Linked DNA regions of Homo sapiens: region 2 is linked to region 1. The links are chromatin contacts, found by Hi-C or POLR2A ChIA-PET in ENCODE. All regions are on one chromosome and are shown on one strand. Each heading gives the region's core, a stretch centred on a gene start or an enhancer-like site at or near the end of the contact. The rest is flanking DNA. Distances are from core to core; before and after follow the strand shown.

Evidence for each region. A loop is a pair of places that touch in the nucleus more often than their neighbours do. ChIA-PET counts read pairs that join two places held with the same protein, here RNA polymerase II (POLR2A). Pooled maps may share reads with other maps.
Region 2: a loop to region 1 is called in a map of IMR-90, with 8 times the contacts of the local background. The contact joins two enhancer-like sites. A Hi-C loop is called at or near these places in 8 of 168 maps with a recorded cell type or tissue (IMR-90, aorta, heart left ventricle and 5 more) and 4 of 50 pooled maps. POLR2A ChIA-PET finds 5 or more read pairs at or near these places in 2 of 52 experiments (OCI-LY7 and activated T-cell).

What each region holds. Positions count from the first base shown.
Region 1 is chr11:12,409,188-12,411,887 of GRCh38, forward strand. All of the region lies in intron 1 of PARVA (parvin alpha), which reads left to right. Among named protein-coding and RNA genes, the nearest start is that of PARVA, 33 kb to the left of the region's middle. Within about 2 kb of position 1,269, at least 14 of the 41 ENCODE cell types and tissues checked have a DNase peak (open chromatin) inside an H3K27ac peak, as active enhancers do; they include IMR-90, where a contact is called at or near this core.
Region 2 is chr11:12,454,763-12,457,506 of GRCh38, forward strand. The region is part of intron 1 of PARVA (parvin alpha); the gene reads left to right. Among named protein-coding and RNA genes, the nearest start is that of PARVA, 79 kb to the left of the region's middle. Within about 2 kb of position 1,394, at least 2 of the 41 ENCODE cell types and tissues checked have a DNase peak (open chromatin) inside an H3K27ac peak, as active enhancers do; they include IMR-90, where a contact is called at or near this core.

The DNA of each region.
Region 1 (2,700 bases), core at 19-2,518:
AAATACAATTAAGTAAGGTTATATATATATAATATGTAGTGGTGTGCCTGGTACACAGAGATGCTTCAGAAGAGGTAATTATTGTTTTCACATTTTGGAGACAGAATGGTTATCTCCTACAGTTTGACCTTAAAATCTGGGGTTGTGGTAGGCTGAATAGTGGCAGCCCGAAAGTGTCTATGTCCTAATCCCTGGAATTGTAGGTATGTTATCTTCTATGGTAAAGGAGAATTAAAGTTGCAGATGGAGTTAAGGTTGCTAATCAGCTGGCCTTAACATAGGGAGAGTTTCCTGAGTTATCCAGGTGCACCGAATGTGATCACAAGTGTCCTTAAAAGTGGAAGAGAGGACAGAAGAAAGAGTCAGAAGGAAGTGTGACTATGGAAGAATGGCCATGAAGATGTGACATCACTGGCTTTTAAGATGGAGTAAGGGGCCACAAACCAAAAAATAGGGGTGGCTGCTAGAAGATGGGAAAGGCAAGGAAATGGATTCTCCCCTAGAGCCCTCAGAACGGAATGCAGCCCTGCCAGCATGTTGATTTTAGCTCGACTTCTAACCTCCAGAATTGTGAAATAATAAATTAGTGTTGTAAGCCACTAAGCATTTACTAATTTGTTAGAGCCACAGTTGGAAGCAAGTACGAAGTTTTTGCACCAAACATTGTCAACTGCAGTTTAGTACATTCCAGTATTACCCTTGACCCATGCAATTTTAATTCTTTCTTGAGTTCACTGCCTATTAATTGGTACCTGCTACATGCCAGGCTGTCTGAGACAGCATCTTTGCTTTTGCAGAGTTGACTATCTAGGGGACTTGCTATTGTTTTCTGTAAACTCTAGGAGTACCAAATTCCAAATGTGCCTCTAGGTGGCACATAGTAGCCTCTCAAGTACACTGGTGAAGTGACTCCCACTTTTAATTGATCCAGGAGGGCAGGAGAGACTACAGAGCTCATGGTAAGGGATTAGGCTCTCAGCCCTAGGCATCTCCGGGCTGGGCCACCCAGGCCCCCGGGACTGCAGGGCAGGGATCAGGTTTGCCTTGTGCTGGCCTGGGCTCTGCTTGAAGTCCTATCTGCCCTTTCCTCATCTTCAGGGCTCAGCCCACAGGCCTCCTCCAGGAACACCCCTGCCTACCCCAGGCCACAGGAAGCATTCCCTCCAAGGTCTGCCTTTCCCCCCGGCAGGGACTCCGGGCCAGCTGCTCCATCTCTTGGGCTGCGGTTATTTTCTCTTTACTGTCGGCTCCTGTCTGTGGAGACAGGCCTGTGCCAGGCATACATTCAGGGGCTCAGCAATGCCTGTGGTTTGATTGGTTGGGTCTAGATCCGAAGGATTGCTATACGAGGGCTTTTGCTTTATCCTTTTAGGGAAGTTCATTCTCTCTCGTTGCTTCTCCTCCTCCTTTTGGAGACATCACTAGAAAATCTCAGCAGCAGGAGCCCAGTGCCTACGCCAGCCCATCTTTCACACTGTAGCTGCCAGAATGTTCATTCCCAAACCAAACTCTGACCTAGTTCCTCCTCCAGTGGAAAACTACTGAGGATCCCTTCTTCTCCCCACCCCATCTATAGCTATGGCTTTCAGTGTTAAAAAGAAAGAAATAAATGAAAGTTATGTGGACCCTTCTTTTTCAATAAAGTATCGCATGGAATGTTCATCATTAAGCATCTGGACTCTGGCATCAGACAGACCTGGGTCCAAATGCAGGCTCTGCCACTTACCTGTATAACCTCAGGCAAGCTGTCTAACCTCGCCGTACCTCACTTTTCTCAGCTGTAAAATGGGGGTGTGATACTGACGATCCCTAGTTCATGAGGCTGTTGTGGAGATCAAGTATGGTACTTAGCAGAGTACCTGGCCTGGTATAGCTACCAAATAAATGTTAGCTAATGTTACTAGAGCACAAGTTAATTTTCTAAGTTCTAACTTATAACAGTTATAAAGCTTATCAGTGACAATAATTTGGCTGTTTGGATGAACAAAGGATTTTTAAAAACAGATTTCACTTTTTATTAGGTTGCTGCAAAGGTAATTGCGATCTTTGCCATCTTAATGGTAAAAACCACAATTACCTTTGCACCAACCTAATAGAACAGTTTTAGATTTACAAGAAATTGTGGGATAGTGCAGAGAGTTCCCATAGGCCCTGTACCCAGTTCCCCTATTGCCAACATTGTACATTGGTATGGTACATTTATTATAATTAATGAACCAATGTTAATACATAATCATCAACTAAAGTTCATACTTTATTCAAAACTCCTTAGTTTTTCCCTAATAGATTTCTTTTTCTGTTCCAGGGTTCCACCAGGGAAGGTACCATAGTACATTAGGTTGTCACGCCTCCCTAGGTTCCTCTTGGCTATAATAGCTTTTTTACTTTCCTTGTTTTTGATGGCCTCGGCACTTTTTAGGAGTACTGGTCAGGTGTTTTGTAGGATGCCCCTCTACTAGAATTTATCTGATATTCTTCTCATGGTTAGACGGAATTGAACACAGAAATGTAAAGTTAGCAGATTATGGATGACCACTCCAGTTTTCCCTTGGTCTCAGCATCCATGAAATTAGAATCAGATGTTTATGGGGAGTCTAAAAACATGGTTTGAAAAATCACTGGAGAAGATCAAGTCTACACTCCCTGGTGTGACCTACGAGGTCTTCTCACTCCAAGCCCTGCCCACATCACCAGCCTGCT
Region 2 (2,744 bases), core at 144-2,643, 46 kb after region 1:
AGTGGTTACCAGATATATCATTTTAGCATATATATTTATAGCTCTTAAAAATAAGGATCCTTTTTAAAAAACACAACTATATTCATGTAAAAAAATTAATAATTCCTTAACATGTTCAGCTATTCAGTCTCATAGTTTTGATTGTTTCATCAGGCATGAGTCACATGCCCAACTTATTATTTATTGTTTTTCTGGTTTGTTAGAATCAAGATTGAAATAAGGCCCATGCACTGCAGCTGGTGGACATCCTGTCATAAAATATATTTATTAAAGAAACCTGTAGAGTTTTCCACAGTCTAGACTTTGCTACTTGTATCTTGATGGTGTCATGTTCCCCTGACCCCTGCATTTCCCAAAAACTGATGGGTAGATATAGGACTGATGGTGGTGTGTCTCTTCAGGGAAGATGGGGAAGCATTACTTCTGGTTGTCTCTCTTTTTGTGATGTTAGGAGCTATTGATGATCATTGCCTAGATAATTAATCCATTAGGGATTTCCAAGTGGTAATACTCTCATTCATTAAACATTTCCTCATTAAGTATTTGACCAGCCAGAGATACATTTCGATTTAGAAAAACAGGATAAATGTTAGATTATTTCCCTTTATTTACCAGTTTTCAAAATGAGTGGGTTTCCTAGCATCCTCCAGAGGTGAGTAGCAATGTGTTATATATTGTTTTTCTAGTGTCATTATTAACTCATGGATTTAAATATTTTTGATGTGTTTTGGTCCATTGCTGATATCCTTATTGATGCTCAAATTTTTCTGTCCTTGGCCATTGGAAGCCTCTTTGATACAACCCTATCTAGTAGAAATCTATTGCTTACTGGTTTCTAGTTCCAGGCTCTTCTCATCTATTTTTTGTTCTATATATTTTTAGATCTAAAATCAGCCATTTCTCCAAGGAGCTCTGATTGCTTTTAGTGGGTAATAGCATTCATATTTATTTAGAGACCACAGTCCAGGTGCTGTGAGAATTGAGCACCATTTTTTTTCTGCTTCTTGCCACCTCTGAAACTTCATCTCAACACAGTTTCCACTATCAGCACCACCACCCATTACAGCCCCCAGGCCATCACCATACCATCTTCATCTTTCCTCAAGTGTCCAGCTTCCAGACTCCATTAACACCTGTAAAATATTCCTTCTCCAGTCTGCCTGGGTACTTTCACCATGCCACCTGTTCCAAAATGTCCTTCAATGTCATGAAGCATTGTGTGGGGCTTTTCTAGTCCCTTTTTCACCTTGCTGTCTCTTTGCATCTGTTTGAAACCCAAGACAAGGAGATAGATGATAATTTCTTAAAGTCTCCTCCAGTTTTGTTTTTGAGCTCTGCTGGCTTGCCAAGTCATTCTTATTCCACTAGGTCATCACTGGGCAGTCCTTCCCTCCCTCCCAGTATGTATGCGTTGTTGGCATGTACTGAGAAAAGGCAGGGAAAGGGTAAACCAAGAGTTAGAGGATGCTTACGAAGGCATGCACTACTGTGCTGGGCATTTCGTATGTGCCATGTCATCTACGCTTCATTATAAACCTGTGAGCTAAGTATCATGATTCCCACTTTAGAGGGGGAACAAGTTAAGTAATAGTCAGAGCTGGGATTAATCCAAGATCTACCTTTCTACAGAGCCCAGGCTAATTCAAACTGTATCATCAGGGTAGTGTACATCCTATGAAGACTTCTGCTTGAATGGATCCATTAGGGAACCTGTTCCCAGCCATCCTACAGACTTGCAAAACTCTGCTTGTATCTTGTGGCTCCCCATTGCTTTCAGGATTAAACTCATACTTGGTATGTTCTGGCTTGTATGGCCCTGACTTAACTCTCTAAGGGCACTCCACAGTTCCATTACCCTCCAGCAAACCTTCCCAAAAATGTTCCCTGTTCTCATGTCTCCAGCCCTTTTGTATGTCTTGTTCCCTCTTCACCTGGTGAACTCCTAATCCCCTTTAAGAAGCAACTGAAGCATGTCCTCCCTCTTGAGGCCCTCCCTGATTTCCACTTTCAGATGACTTAAGTGATATCCCCAGGCTCCCATAGAGTACTATGCTGTACTCTGGGGCTGGTTCTTACTCATCCCTTTTACCCCAGGACACAGCACAGGGCCTGACCTGGGAACATTGGTCAGCAATGCTGTCAAATGCACATTTAAATGAATGAGTCTGTACCAGCTACCCCACACTTGCTCACATGGGTAAAATGTTATCTTCTTTGAAATGGTTTTTATAGTTTCTTATGGCCTTTGCCACTCTATGCTTATATTGTGCGTGTTTATTTTTGTGTACGAGCTAAATTATGCCTAGAAGATGCAACTGGAATGAGGCTCTCATCACATTGCCTTGCCCACAGTCAAGACTGAATAATTATCCATTGAATCGAATCAAATGGAAGGTTGTACAAAAGGAAGCTATAGTGGAAGTGTCAGGCATGCAATCAGCAGAACGTCAGACAGGCAGTTAAAGCATCTTCGATTTACTACAATTTCTTTTAATAGGTTCTCTGTACAGATTTGCTGTCAACATGAATTGTTGGTTTAGGAAAAAAAAATCAGGGTGCTGCAATGGGTCTGTGCTGCACAGTGACTGGCAATGTTTTGCTGTTTCCAATGCAGTAGTCCATGGATTTCCAGTTGCTGACAGGGCTTAGTCATTCATGCTAAAGAGGCCTAAGTTATAAGCAAAAATGCTTCACAGTCAGTGTCCTGAACCCCTCCTCTCAGAACCAGCACTTGCTCACCCTCT